Linked DNA regions of Homo sapiens: all the other regions are linked to region 1. A link is a contact called in ENCODE Hi-C or POLR2A ChIA-PET data. All regions are on one chromosome and are shown on one strand. Each heading gives the region's core, a stretch centred on a gene start or an enhancer-like site at or near the end of the contact. The rest is flanking DNA. Distances are from core to core; before and after follow the strand shown.

Region 1 (2,878 bases), core at 264-2,763:
AAGCTATACACTTAAGATGTGTGCATGTTACTGTATGTAAATTATACCTCCATTGAAAAACAAAACATGGATAATGATAGTTGTTGCAGGGCTTACAGCAAGTATGGGATTACTATTAATAAGCATCAGATTCGGCTTTGTGCTTTTTGGCCACTCGTCATAAAGAGACCTAAGTAATATTTCTCATAGGATGGAGGAAGCACACATTAATCATTGATTGTTTCCTGTGTGCCTGATACTGTGCGCTGGAGGCCTTGGGAGACTTCATAATAAATCAGATCAGGCTCCTGCTCCCCTGTTCTGATGTACAGGCAGTACCTTCTATACCAGGCTGTGAAAAACACTAGACTGTGTTTGAGTGTGATTGTGAGCGTCTGAGTCACAGTCTAGTATAGAAGTTACTGCATGTACATTGGTGACAAAAATTCAAGGTAGAAAGTGACAGGTGACTCAAACAGGTTTGAACCAAGCACTGGGGGTGTCATATGCTTTGCCCGACATTCAGTTGAATTGTTGACTGATAGAGGCCGGTGAGGGGGCAGGTGCCATGTTTTCACAGGAAAGGGTGCTTAAAGGGTGGGATGGGAAATGTAAATGTATCAAGGAAAGTGCAAAGGAAATTTCCATTCCCCTTTTTCTGGCTTTGCCTGCATGGAAGAGTTTGCCCCTCAGCCTCAGAGGATCCATCTGGGGGCCCCAGGAGTCTCAGGGTAGATTAGTCTCCTATGGCTGCAGTAACAAATGACCACCAACTTGGTGGCTTAAGACAACAGTTTATTCTCTCACAGTTCTGGCGGCCAGAATTTTGAAATCAGTCTCGCTAGGCCCAAATCAAGGTGTGGGCAGGGCCACGTTCCCCCAGGAAGCTCTAGGGGAGTATCTGATCCTTGCCTTTTCCAGCTTCTAGTGGCCATCCATATTCCTTGGCTTGTGGCCTCATCACCCCAATTTCTGCTGTTGTTACATCACCTTTTCCATGTGCACGTAGATCTCCCTCTGCCTCCTTCTCTCAAGAATACGTGTGATTACATTTAGGACCCACTCAGATGATACAGGATAATCTCCCCATCTCAAGATTCTTCACTTAATGACATCTGCAAAGACCACCTTTTTTCATAGAAGGCTACCGGGATCAGGATCTGCTATCTTTAGAAGCCATTATTCAGCCTGCTACACAGAGCTAGTGCCGCCCTCCACCCCTGCCCCCTCACTGCCCACTGCCCACCTTGGTCCTGATGCCTGCAAATGGAGGCAAACACTGACCTCTCTCTGTCAGAAACAAACATGCAGTAATTAAAACGCGTGTTCATGGTCCCGCCTTCTCTCTTTCACCTTCTGCATAGTTGTATGGGCTGCCAGCTTCCTGGTTGCAGAATGACTCTTTGAAGAAGCCCCAGACGGAGCTTCCTCAGAGCTGTGGGTGGAATGTGCCCAACCAAGACTTGAGGGCAGGGCTTCTCACCGCAGCACTTTGTGGCAGGAGCTGTGCTGTGCGTTGTAGGATATTTAACAGCATCCCTGGCCTCTACCCACTAGATGCCAGTAGCACCCTCGCCTCCCCAACCCAGCTGTGGCAACCTAAAATGTCTCTAAACATTGCCAAACATCTCCTGGAGGGCCAAATGGCACCCAGATGAATCCCACTGCTCTACAGAGTGAAGTGGGGCCTCTCTGGCCCTGGGGGGTGGGGCTGGGCTGCTTTGCCACCCTTCTCTTTTCTAGGTCTCTTGAGTTTTGAGAACATGGAAGGGCCATGTTGCTGGGTCTCTAGTCTAGCCCCTTTGTCCTCAATCCTGCTGGGGAGGGGCTTCTAGAGCTGGGTTTCCCAAGACTAGGAATAACTGGGGCCCTGAATGAAGGGCTCAACTGGTGGATCCCAGGATCCCCTCTGACCAGACAGTTCTGGACCTGAGACAAGCTGAACAACCTCTCAGTTTTCTTTCCTTAGGGTCCTGAGAGGCAGTGGAAGTTGGTGTCTTGGACACTGGGGTCCCCGGGGGCATTCTATACTACTTACAGCCTCTGTTCTTGGTAGTAAACCCAAGAGAACATCTCAGTGGAGTAGAGCAAAGAGGCTAAGAGTGAGGGGCTTTGGCAGCTGACTGTTCAGAGTGGATTCTTAGTTCCACTCCTTATAAGCTCAGGCACCTGGGGCAAGTTACATGCACTGCCACAGTTTCTTCACTGCAAAATGTGGATAGAATTGAATCTCCTTCATAGGATTGTGGTGAGAATGAAATGGATGATACATATCAAGTGGTCAATAAATAGTCACTTAAAATGAGAATAACTTTTATCATATTTGTGTCTTATCTCTCTGTAAGATTTGATCATCCTCCTCAAGCAACCCCTAAGAAGATATTTCAAAGGGTGCATTTAGTTCTTGCCATCTCTGAGAAATGGATCTCTCCTACACATACATTATAGATAAAATACAATCATCCATGTGACATTCTGTGTTCTTCAATATCCCCATAATCTCATAAGCCTCTCCTGGTCAGTACTGCACAGGCCGAAACTAGATTCGGTTTTCTATGTACTTTCCTGTAGCCAGAAGCTACAGTTAAAGCTTGTTTAAAAAAAAAAAAAAAAGTAAAAACGAAGTTTTCTACACTGGCTGCTCCTTTCTTTGCTTTGAAGCTAGACTGTAAGTTCACAGGTAGCCCCAAATGCATAAAGATAAGGCTTCCTTTATAACAAGGAAAGAGAGAGAGAGACAAATCCCAAAGGCTTGCTTTTCACTCACATATATTATAAATTTAGTTGGATGAAGCAAGATTACAGCCAAATATGGGCAGAACATGCAGAGAAACCTTAACTGTGATTGGCTCTTAACTTTGCCCCAAAAGAAGAACATTGTGGTTTAAACATCGCCGTC
Region 2 (2,878 bases), core at 241-2,740, 340 kb before region 1:
CAAGGGTAATCTGTCACTTCTAGAACTTCTCTGGCCGGCCCCTGCAGACAGTATAGTTTGATGGTTATGAGCACAAATCCAGGAGTCAGATCTTGGCAAGTGTGAGCTTTGGCAAGTTACTTAAACTCTCAGTATCTTAATTTTCTTCATCTGTGATCTGGGAATGATGATAATAATGCATCTAACTTGTAGAGTTTTGTGTTAAATGAAGAAACACACAAAAAGTACTTGCCTGGCTCATAATATGCACCATAGGTGAGAGCTGTTTCGCTTATTTACTATTCATTTTATGTAACCTTGTGCTGTTATTGATTTACACACACACACACACACTTCTTCCATTGCTCTTTCATGTCTCAGTGGTTGTACTTATCATCCATAAAGAGAAATTCCATTTTCTAAAACAGCACATTTCTAGGAGCCAGGGAATATGCTTCTTCACTCACTAGCTGTGCCATGAGCACTTCACTTATTTTCTCAGTATTTAGGTTTCTTCATTTGATAAAGAAAGCTGGCCAGGTACAGCGGCTCATGCCTGTAATCCCACCACTTTGGGAGGCCGAGGTGGGTGGATTGCTGGAGTCCAAGGTGGAAGGATTGCTTGAGGTCAGGAGTTCAAAATCAGCCTGGGCAATGTAGTGATACCTCATCTCTACTAAAAATCAAAAAAATTAGCCAGGCATGGTGGCATGCACCTGTAGTCCCAGACACTCGGGAGGCTGAGGCTAGAGAATCACTAGATTTAGGGAGGCGAAGTGAGCTGTGCAGTGAGCTGTGATTGTACCACTGCACTCCAGCCTGGGTGACACAGTGAGACCCTATTAAAAAAAAAGAAGAAGAAGAAAGAAAAGGGAAGGTATTGTCTTTATTTCAGTTCCCCCCAAAAAAGACCCTGATAAAGTGCTAGTCATTTACTTGGGAGGTGATTGAAGGAAACTCCAATAATGGAGTGAGAAGGTGAGCCTGGAAAGGAAGGAAAGGCAGGGAAGCCCTTAAAAGATACACTATCAAGCTACTTCCTGCTATGGACAAAGGGACCACAGGGCTTCATCCCACGAAGAGCTCTCAGCATAGACCACCCCATGCCTCAGAGGTACACCCCCAAAGGAAGAGCTTGCTGGCTATTTAAACACCATCTCCCTTCAGGCATTGGTTGAGAGCTGCTGGGACGGTGGTGCATTCAATCTCAGGCTCTCCTCCCTCTGTGGGTGGGCTGAGCAGGCCCAGCCTCGAGAGGAAATTGGCAGTCAGCTGAAAGTGGGGCAGCACATACCACAATGGGAAGGTCTGAGGGGGGCCTCTCTAGGCTAAAGTGGTGATTGATTCAACTCAGTAAATATGTTTTTGCGGGGGAGAGAGGGAAGTGGCAGAAGCTATTCTGTCCAAAGAACTTTGCTAGCTAAGCAACAGGCTATGAAGATGAGTAAGAAATGGTTCCAGACTTTAAGGGTGTCACAATTCAGTGGCAGAGATAGGCATGTTAACAAATATTATATTAACAATCTTTACTGTGTAAGGAGTCCAAGACTAGAAGTTTGTTTATTTTTACCTAACAGACTGGTAAATAGTGAGGCTATGGGAAAACAGACAATCTCATGCATGGTTGCTAAAAGGAATGATTTGCCAATGTTTTTCAAAAATACAAATGTGTTTGTTTACTCTTTGACCCAGCAATCCATCTTCCGGGAATTTATCCTATAGATCTGCCTGTACATGAACAAAATGATGAATGTGCAAGGTGATTCATTGCAGCATCATTGTAATAACAAAAGACTAGAAATAATCCAAGCGAACATCAGGAGGGACTGGTTAAATGCAGTGGAGTAATTTGCAGCTGTATAAAAGAGTGAAGGAGTCTTCCCCAGAATATATTGTTAAGTTAAAAAAAATCAAAATGAAAAGGCAGAGTATATGTGGTGAGATAGAGGATTCAGAGCTGATCAAGGAAAGGACATGACCACGAAATGACAGTAGCACAAATGAACTTTGTTTGGGTGGTGCTTGGTTAGCATACGTGAGTGAAGTTCTTCACAGCAGGAGACCTTCCAGAAAGAGCAGCATGGAGCCACCACCCAGAAGAGGAAGAGAACAAGGGCATTCCCAGGGGAGAGGGAAATCGGAGAAGTGCCTCCTGCAGGTAGATGATGTTACCCAGTAACAAGATGGGGAGTCTTTGGGGTCAGAGAGCTTGAATCGGCAGCAGTGGCTTGGTGTCTTTCGTATCCCCAAGGTTCATCTTATCTATGGCTAGCAGATGTTGGGTACAGCTTCATAGGATGTGCAAGACAGGCAGGCTTTAAATAGCTAAAAATATGGTTATTTGGGCTACATTTAAGGCAATCAGATGTATATGAATTTGAGTTTAGTGCCAGAGGGCTTTGAGCTAATTGTCCTAGCCTGCTGTGAAGATGTAAACAACATGGGGACCAATATCCAGGGCCCCCCACCTTTAGCCCATTTATATAACAGCATGTAACATGTTAACTCTATGTAAGAATGAGGGAGAAATCAGAACATATATGTGTTTGTACATAGTTCCATAAAGAAACATTGGAAGTATATGCAAGAAACTAATAAAAGGAATGAGGCAATAGGGTGGAGGACAGACCAGCTTATGGATGCTAGTAAGACTTCTCAATATATATTTTTTATACCATTTTTATTTTTGAACCACGTGAAGGTATCACTTGAAAAAACAAGTAAAATTAAAGCAAACGAAGAAGAGGGTTGTCCAAAGTTCACAAGCATCATGGAGGCAGGTGGTTAACACTGTTGGAGGGATGGGAGATTATGGTTTTAGTGCAATCACATCATTCAGGTATTTATTTACTGTCCACCTTGTCCTAAAACTTTAGTTCTGGCACATAGTAGGCACATG
Region 3 (2,878 bases), core at 137-2,636, 310 kb before region 1:
TGCCTACCTAATATTCACTTTTCCTTACATCTTTAGTCAATGAGTCCTGATATTTTTCAGGGTGGCAGCCTAACTAAAAGAGTATATTTCCCAGCTAAGCATGGCATTATAACTGAATTCTGTCCAATATGAAAGCTATTGGGTGTCACTTCCGGAAAGACTCCTTAGAAAGGAATAGGACGTGCCTCTTCTTGCCTTACCCCTTTTACCTTCCTGTTCCCTGGAATGTAGATGTGATGGCTGCAGCCAGAGTAGCCATATTGTGACACTGAGGATGCAAACCATGTATGTATGAGAATGGTGAAGCAGATAGAAGGACTCTGACTGCCCAGTGACTTTGTTAAGGTACTACATCGGCCTGGACTGACCACCTCTGGCCCTTTTTTTTTTTTTTTTTGGAGACTGAGTCTCACTCTGTCACCCAGGAGGCTACAGTGCAGTGGCATGATCTTGGCTCACTGCAACCTCTGCCTCCAAGGTTCAAGCAATTCTCCTGCCTCAGCCTCCCGAGTAGCTGGGATTACAGGTGTGTGCCACCATGCCAGGATAATTTTTTTTTGTATTTTTAGTAGAGGCGGGGTTTCACCATGTTGGCCAGGCTGGTCTCGAACTCTTGACCTCAAGTGATCCGCCTGCCTCAGCCTTCCAAAGTCCTGGGATTACAGGTGTGAGCCACCATGCCTGGCCTCACCTCTGGACTTTTTAATAATCCCTGGAGGCTATCAGAGTTTATTAAAACACCCAGAGGTTAGGATTAGACCAAATGCAGTTGGTCTAATCATAACCAACATGGTCACATAGCTAGGACTTGTAGAGCTTGGACTGTAAGACATCTAACTTTTGCTATTTCCATTCTGGACATGCACCCAGGCAGGTCATTTAAAGACAATATTTAAGTGGAAGAATAATCAAGATGTAAAACCACTCAAATAGTTTCATAAATACTTTTTGGGGAGCATAGAAGTTACTGGTCTTATAGAAGCCCTGTTGTAGAAAACTGTTTATTGTTCAGTTCTCGCTTTAGAAGTTTAAAACACATTTAGGTTTTCTCTTCTCTCGTTTATTTCAATGACTTTCCCTCCTTATCTGACTGTTAGTCTTGTTGGAATCTGGTCATGTGGTTGCTTTGTCTGGATTGTGAGAAATATAAGAATGCGCAAAGCCAGTGTAGTCTTCTCACCCAGCCGACTAACACATGACTCATGCATTCCAGTAAAGGTGGAGCAGGCCTGGCCACCAAAACCTGACCCCTGAGTCATTTCAATCAACTGCGAATGCCCAGGCAGCTGCATGCATTTGCTGAAACATTCTTTGGAAGGCATATGCTAATCCTTTCTTCCTAGATATAAATATTAACTCATCCATGCCTGTAGCACTTGTGGTCTCTGAACCCTACTTTTGGAATGCAGTTGGGGATATCAAGTTTGCAGGCTTGAGACACTGCCAGGTGACAGTTTGCTTCATTTTTCCATGGCCTTATTTAATCCTTTATTACTTTTTTTTTTGGTAGCACATGGCATTCATTTATGCACCCCTGGATGAGCAAAGTTCTTTGGCAGTTAACCTGAGTGACAAGGCACAAATCAATGGTCACTTCTTCCTTTCACAATAGGAAATTCTTGACTTAACCCTACTAGTTTCTTTCCAGCAGGGATGCAAGAGGTTACTGAGAACAGTGTCGATAACCTTGCATGATGTGCTATTTCTTTTTTCTTTTGATTAGGCTGTTTGCCCCCTTCATCATACCCTTACAAAATCATCCTCATATTTGTGTCATTAACCCTTTAACTGATTTCAACACACTTCCAGGAAGATTCAGTGGGTGTTTCAATCTACCATTTTGCAAGAGTGTCTCTTCTTACCTATCCATAAGCATAACTAATCTTTCTTTCATATCAATCTGTACTAATAGTACATTTGTAGCTCGTGGAATCTAATAAGGATTATGTAAATTTCTGCCTATTGATTTTTTTAGGTCCTCCAAACTAGATAAAAGGAAAGACTTTTATTTTCTGATGTCCCATTTAATAATTCAGTCTTCTTTTTCTGCAACTTAAACTCCATATCTATTATAATCTCTGCTTCATATAATAGCTGTTCTCATAGATACTTCAAGATTTTTTTCAGAAGGTCAAACAAGAGCTTCCTGCAAGATATAAAGGTGAGAGAACATTTAAACAGGCATCTCCAGTCATTGATAAGTTACTTGCTTCTTTGAAAATTCCAATTATCTTTGTGTACATGTTTTAAATTGCAGACGTTGTATTGGATAGAGATATCAGATTCACTGGGAAAGAGAGTGAGGGGCTAAATTTATTTTAGCTGAGATTTCTGCCACAGGCTCTTCAAGTTGAGCACCTTCTCTCAGTGGGTAGAGAGGCTAATTTAGCTTCAAAAATGATGATTTTCACAACACAAATGCAATGTACCATGAATTTCACTAGTTTAGAAAGCTAGATATTATATACTTGTGTTTTAAGAGTTCCAAGAAAAGGAGCCATTAACCATCTTACTTTTATCAATCAAAATAATTAAATTGAAAATAAAATGAAATTTTCTGAGTAAATCAGTTGTAATAATTGCTCTGTGATTTATGAAATATGAGTGGGCTGTTGAGAAATACACTCTCTAGTTGATGGACCATATATTATGCTAGCTGTTCCTTAAGGCTGCTCTTCTGAAAGCAAATCTATTTGCTGAAAGAAGTGGACTGAAATGGGAAACAAATTGTGCACTAGAAGGCACTAGAATTATGAATGTCAGCCTGGAATGGAAAACATATATTTCAGAAACATGCTTATTGGGAGAATAGACAAAGCATGAGGTCATAGGAAGGAAGGGCAGAGATGGGGAATAAATGATTAATAAAAAGCTTCTG
Region 4 (2,878 bases), core at 195-2,694, 300 kb after region 1:
CTCCTCCTTAAGAAATTTTTGCCTAACCCCAAGTCAAGATTTTCTGCTAGAAATTTTATAGTTCTAGATTTTACAATTAGGTCTATGATCCACTTCAAAGTTAATTTTTACAAATGGTGAAAAGTATGGATGGAAGTTCATATTTTTTGGCATATGGGTGTCCAACTGTTCCAACACCATTTCTAGAAAATGTTGGTAAAATTGAACCTTTGCCAAAGATATAAAAATTATCAGTAACTGTGGACAGTTAACGGTACTAGACATTGGAGGAAGAAGGGGGAAAAATGAGACCAATTTGAAATGAGTCAAGGAGCTGTGTGGACTCAGGCAGATAGACAAAGGAGCCCCCCAGGTCAGCTTCCGAGGATGGCCACCACCTGAGGCTCTCCTGGACTTGAGAAATGGGTGAAAGTTACAGTCGAATCACGGCGTTGTTGCTGGACACAGCAGAGTCCTAGAACAAGAAGGAAGCTGAAAGTCCATCATCTTTAAAGCAGCAAGAGTAGTGGGAGCAGAGGGGAGCCCAGCACGTGCGTCCTGGGGTTCTCACAGTCTTTCAAACCTTGGCACAACTGCACCCTCTGGATAACGCAGTGGTCTGCGCCCTGGCTGCTCAGGAGAAGCCAGGGAAGCTTGTAAAATCGCTGATCCTCCGCCCGTTGGATCAAACCCTTGGGGGCAGGTCGGGGGAAGCAGCGTTCGGACCGTCCCCAGGTAAACCCAGCGTGCAACCAGAGTTGGGGACGGGGGGAAACCTTTAGTCGCACGCACTGGTCTGAGGTTCAGCTTTGTAGGGACGCGGAAACTGGGACCAGCCAACCCAGGACGTCTCTCCACCGCGCGCTGACCCGATGCGGTTCCCGCCCGCTGCGCCCACTCTCTCCCCGACGGTCTGTGACCGCCCAGACGTCTCCCTTCCGGGCTGGGGACGCCAGGCCGGGCGGCACCGCTGGGAGGCCGGGAGCGGCTCGGGACCGCCGGGTCGCCGCGGTCCCAGGACCGGAGGCCCTGCAACCGGGGGCACAGCCGAGGCGCGCATCGGGACGCGCGGCGCCCCGCCTCGGTTTCTTCGCAGGCGCGGGCGCGGGGGCGCGGAGGCCGCGTTGCCACCGTCCCGCCCCGGAAGGGGGAGCGCGGCGTCCGCGGAGGTGGCCCGGGCAGGCGCCGGCCCCCAACCCGGCCCCGCAGCCGCGTGCCCAGCGCTCTCCCTAGCCCGGCCGCCGGCGCGGCCCCCACCTGGTCTCCTGGTTGCTGAACTTCTTCGTGACCACCTTGCCCAGCTCCAGGCCCAGGCGGTCGGCCACGCGCTGGGACAGGTCCTGATGCGAGCTGCCGCTGAACAGCACGATGTTGGGCATGGTGGGGCGCGGAACTCCGAGGGGCGCGCGGCGGCGGAGGAGGTGGCGGAGGCAACAGCGACAGCGACGCGGGAGGCTGCTGCTGCGGGAGCGGGAAAGCGCGGCGGCTAGATGTAGGGAAGGGGAGGAGCGGAGGGGGAGGAGCCGGAGGAGGAGCTAGAGGGGGCAGAGAGGGAGGAAGAGCGGGCGTGGAGGGGGAGCTGGAAAGTGCCGGGGGGCGGGGGCACAGCCCTGGCAGCAGTTTTGGACGCCCTGGGTGGTCCTGAAGCCCGAAGGTGTCCTTGCTCCGCGAGAGAGCTCCGAGCTTCATTCTTGATCTTCCAGACCTGCCTCGCGGGGAGAGCCAATGAACCGCGGTTAGCTGGGCACAGAGGGAGAGTTCGGGCCGGGGGGATCCCTCGAGGTGCTTCGCAGCCCGGAGCGACTTCCCACCCCGGAACACCGCAAACCCAGTGTGGGCGACTGGTGTTCAGCTATAGCAAGGGTCTGCAAACTACAGCCTATGGGCCAGATCGCGAGAGCTCCCTGTGTTTGTACCAGAGAGCTAAGCATGGTTTTCATACATGAACATTTGCACTTTATGTGATGATAGCAGACACCGCCTTTGAACTCCAATTAAGAGAAATATCCCCCCCGCAAAAGAATTCCTTTTCTCTCATTAATAGATGTGAGTTGCAAATAATTGTACTCAAATATTACCGTATTTTGGATTATATCAATAAAAACATTGTGACAATTTTTTCTCTCTTGTTATGTAAGTTCCTACGTAATATCTTCCCTTTTCTTGCTTGGTCTGCAAAATGTAAATATTGGCCATGTGGTCCCTCATAGTTCAAACTTGATGACCCCTGAACTACAGAGTTGCCCCTGCACCATGTGTCCTTAAAAAATCCAACCACTATGTGAGTCCTCATCACAGGCTGAGGGGAAGTATTGCTCTTGGTGGCTCACTGGATCAAACCAAGTCCCCCAGATTCACCATTTTTCGGTAGATGTGATGGTCCTTGGGGCACTTCACAACCTTCTGCCTGTTGGGTGCTCAAGGGCCTGATCCCAGGAACACAGATCTCCCTAGACAATCCAGCTCAGTCCCTCCACATCCCTGGAGTCAGGGCCTCCTTCCTCTCTTTCCTGCTAGAAACCAGCAAAAAGGTTTTCTCAAGATGCCAATGCAGTACCAGAGCCAACTTCAGGGCACAAACCAAGTGTAGGAGAAAGGAAAGCAGTCCCTGTCTATAGAGGGCTGGTTGGTGATGCTGGTCACAGTTTCACACTCCTCAACAAAGGCTGATTCAACCGGGTAGATAAATGGCTTGGTTTTACTAATGTTTGCCACGAATTGGCTCTCCATCAACAGCAAAGCCCACTTGCAATTGGGTTGTAGCCTACTCTAATCAGACTTCATAATGGGATTTGGGAGATTACAGGGATGATTCGCATCATTGGGATTTTTCATCTGGGTCCTTGTACTTTGCAAGGAGATTACTTGGCACATCGAGTGTTTCTTGTAAACTTTTGTA
Region 5 (2,878 bases), core at 120-2,619, 280 kb before region 1:
TACCCAAAGTTAGGTTTCTGACTTGAAGGGAACATTGGAGAGGGGACAGGTGTTGAGTTGAAATGTTGCTGAAATGCTTGTGGGATTACCTGTGCTTCTGAAATGTTGTTTAAAGTGTTTGTGGGATTACTAAGAAGCACGAGTAGATCAAGTTAATATTCAGAAACTGTTTATCACATGCTGGGCTATGGGATCAATTTACTGGACTGAACTTCATACATTAAAGTTCCTTATTATTCCCTCTATCATGTAATTTAGAGAGCAAGGAGAGAACAAAGACACAGGTCAAAAAGCTTCTTTAAAATCTCACTTACTCTCCTTCTCTACTTCCATTTACCCTGAGAATAAAGAAGAATAAAGGGGTGGGAAAGGCCTATCCTCATTCCTCTTGCTCTTTCCACAGAGGACAATGAGGCAGGACTGAGCAGTGTCTTCATCCCTCACGGAATTCCAAGGTGGATGCCATCTGTGAAGCGACTTCGTGTTGGCCTGAACTTGCTAGGAGCTTTTAGCCACTCATTTGGTTGTAATCCAACACATGACGTAATAGTCGGCCGTCTGGATTAATCAGTCCCAGCTGTTGGACGCTCTGCTCTGTGTGGGGGTTCAAGCCTCTCCATCTGTTCCTGGGGCCTCTCCACTTATCCCTTCTCTGCTTGAGCCTCCAGCCATGACAGATGGCTCTTTCTCAGTATTACAGATAATTTTTCTCTGATCAGTGTCTCAGCTCCAATTTGTGCTTAACATTTTTAACTGCCCCTCATCACTGCCATCACCTTAGGCATTTATGGAGATTTATACTACATATGCATATGTATGTGTCTGCATGCATATAATGACCCGCACACACATTCATAATTTCATTCTGTTTACCATTCGCACACAACAACTAGCATTGTGGTCATGCTGGTTGCCCCTCCCTTACTGGGTTATTTCTTTTGGAGAATCTATCTAGATGATCTTACTCACTGGAAAGGCGTGATACGAAGGCGACTCAGCTGGGTGAAAACGTGGTTGGAGCATAAGAGTCCCAGCATCAAACAGTAATAGAAACAGCAGTAGCAGCAGTGTATTTCCACAGCACTCTTAAACTCGGCTTGGATTCTCTACAATGGCTGTGGGTAGAAAAAATAGCAGGGCCTCTGACGAGTTGTGGATCAACTCCAAAACCCCTCTCCACCACATTTATGAGTACTTGAAACCACAAAAGTTATAATCTCCCAGTCCCAAGGGCCTATTCTATATCCTGCTGCTCCAGCCAGGCAGCTTCATTTTTGGCTCTGAGAACCACATCTCTGTAATTACAAAACTTGAGTTCAAACAATGTGGGGATTTTCGGGAGTGGTTGAGAAAGACTGTCAATAGAGAGACTGCACATGGCAGCTGTAGCCCAAGCCAGGGAATATTCTCATCAGCAAACCACAGAACAGGCTTTGGAACAATGTCTTTTACCACACCTGCTATCCCAGTCATCTTCACACGTGAAAGGATAAAATTTACACAGATGTTTCATTTCCTCCAGGGAATATTTCAAAGCAATGATAGTTTTCATTTATTATTTTATGTCTAATTATTAGCACTGTTCTTTTTTTTTTCTTTTTTTGGCCAATGATGATAGTAGTGGTTTCCTTTAAGACTGGATATCTAAAATAGTCTACTTTATTTCCCTTAGCAATCTTTATGTTTCATATATTTGATACAAATAATACTATTGCAGTGGTGGTCAACCAGGGTTGATTTTGCCCTCCAGGGGACATCTGGCAATATCTGGAGACATTTTGGTTGACACAACTTCTGTGGGAGTGGAGGTGCTCCTGGTATCTAGCAGGTGGAGGCCAGGGAAGCTGAAAACTGGATTATTTGTTAATTATGCCACTGCTATGCTGTCAGTAAATCTGACGAATGCTGTTCCGTGAAAAGGAGAGCTCAAGGGTGTGGAATTCCAGGTGCCAGGCAAGCCTTCTTCCAGAATATTTTGACCTGGATGAAGGCTCACCCCAGAAACCAAAAAATTTTACTTTGATCTTGACTAAATTCTGGGGACCAGCCAGAATATAGGGGCTGGCATGTGATTGTGATGGGATTGTTTGCCCTGCCAGACAATGTAAGTTGGATCTATTTTTGGTGGATGTCTTGGGGCCTGGTGTCTTTTTCTTCCTCTTCAGTGCTTTTCTCAAGACTAAGGATTTTCTTAACCTATAGTCTCTTGTACAGCTAATCATATACTCTTTAAGAAGCAAACAAAATTGATGTGCATAAATCAAGTGCAAAATTGATTTAAGATTGATTTCTTTGGTTTAAAAAAAATGAGAGTGGCCGAGCATGGTGGCTCATGCCTGTAATCCCAGCACTTCGGGAGGCTGAGGCGGGTGGATTGCCTGAGCTCAGGAGTTTGAGATCAGCCTAGGGAATGTGGCAAAACCCCATCTTTACCAAAAATACAAAAAATTAGCCGGGCATGATGGCACATGCCTGTGGTCACAGCTACTCAGGAAGCTGAGTTAGGAGGATCACTTGGGCCTGGGAGGTGGAGGTTACAGTGAGCGGAGATCGCACCACTGCACTCCAGCCTGGGCAACAGAGCGGGACCCTGTCTGGAAAAAAAAATAATAATAAGAGTGGCAAATACTTGACGTGGGAGGCATGCATGACCCTGCAAAGATTTTTACCAGGTCTGCCCACCTTCTTTTTCTATTAAGCCATAAAACTTCTGAAGCCAGTCTTGCCCACAATATTCTATTTTCTAGAATCTGCAGAGTCAGAGTTCAATGAAGGATTTTTTTTAATTGTAAACCAAACTAAAAATAACCTAAAAACTTACCTTTTTGAGAGTGATGCTTCCAGACTGCAACATTATATAAGGATGATCTCTCCATCT

Evidence for each region. A loop is a pair of places that touch in the nucleus more often than their neighbours do. ChIA-PET counts read pairs that join two places held with the same protein, here RNA polymerase II (POLR2A). Pooled maps may share reads with other maps.
Region 2: a loop to region 1 is called in a map with no recorded cell type, with 3 times the contacts of the local background. The contact joins two enhancer-like sites. A Hi-C loop is called at or near these places in 2 of 168 maps with a recorded cell type or tissue (B cell and PC-3), 14 of 37 single-sample maps with no recorded cell type and 5 of 50 pooled maps.
Region 3: a map of Calu3 shows a loop between it and region 1 (6-fold over the local background). The contact joins two enhancer-like sites. A Hi-C loop is called at or near these places in 5 of 168 maps with a recorded cell type or tissue (Calu3, GM12878, PC-9 and 2 more), 1 of 37 single-sample maps with no recorded cell type and 14 of 50 pooled maps. POLR2A ChIA-PET finds 5 or more read pairs at or near these places in 2 of 52 experiments (A549 and OCI-LY7).
Region 4: a map of CD4-positive, alpha-beta memory T cell shows a loop between it and region 1 (4-fold over the local background). The contact joins the promoter of PRPS2 here to the enhancer-like site in region 1. A Hi-C loop is called at or near these places in 1 of 168 maps with a recorded cell type or tissue (CD4-positive, alpha-beta memory T cell) and 8 of 50 pooled maps. POLR2A ChIA-PET finds 5 or more read pairs at or near these places in 1 of 52 experiments (OCI-LY7).
Region 5: a pooled map shows a loop between it and region 1 (2.4-fold over the local background). The contact joins two enhancer-like sites. A Hi-C loop is called at or near these places in 3 of 168 maps with a recorded cell type or tissue (GM12878, naive thymus-derived CD4-positive, alpha-beta T cell and natural killer cell) and 12 of 50 pooled maps. POLR2A ChIA-PET finds 5 or more read pairs at or near these places in 2 of 52 experiments (A549 and CD4-positive, alpha-beta T cell).

What each region holds. Positions count from the first base shown.
Region 1 is chrX:13,091,271-13,094,148 of GRCh38, reverse strand. All of the region lies in intron 3 of LOC105373133 (a long non-coding RNA gene), which reads right to left. Among named protein-coding and RNA genes, the nearest start is that of FAM9C, 48 kb to the right of the region's middle. Within about 2 kb of position 1,513, at least 12 of the 41 ENCODE cell types and tissues checked have a DNase peak (open chromatin) inside an H3K27ac peak, as active enhancers do.
Region 2 is chrX:13,427,008-13,429,885 of GRCh38, reverse strand. No RefSeq gene overlaps it. Among named protein-coding and RNA genes, the nearest start is that of LINC01203, 93 kb to the right of the region's middle. RefSeq lists an enhancer at 963-1,480. Within about 2 kb of position 1,490, at least 5 of the 41 ENCODE cell types and tissues checked have a DNase peak (open chromatin) inside an H3K27ac peak, as active enhancers do.
Region 3 is chrX:13,397,004-13,399,881 of GRCh38, reverse strand. All of the region lies in intron 1 of LOC124905248 (a long non-coding RNA gene), which reads left to right. Among named protein-coding and RNA genes, the nearest start is that of LINC01203, 63 kb to the right of the region's middle. Within about 2 kb of position 1,386, at least 7 of the 41 ENCODE cell types and tissues checked have a DNase peak (open chromatin) inside an H3K27ac peak, as active enhancers do.
Region 4 is chrX:12,789,978-12,792,855 of GRCh38, reverse strand. PRPS2 (phosphoribosyl pyrophosphate synthetase 2) reads right to left here and starts at 1,444. Exons shown (of 7, transcript NM_002765.5): 1 at 1,237-1,444. The coding sequence starts at 1,358. RefSeq lists a silencer at 739-1,188.
Region 5 is chrX:13,375,427-13,378,304 of GRCh38, reverse strand. No RefSeq gene overlaps it. Among named protein-coding and RNA genes, the nearest start is that of LINC01203, 42 kb to the right of the region's middle. Within about 2 kb of position 1,369, at least 8 of the 41 ENCODE cell types and tissues checked have a DNase peak (open chromatin) inside an H3K27ac peak, as active enhancers do.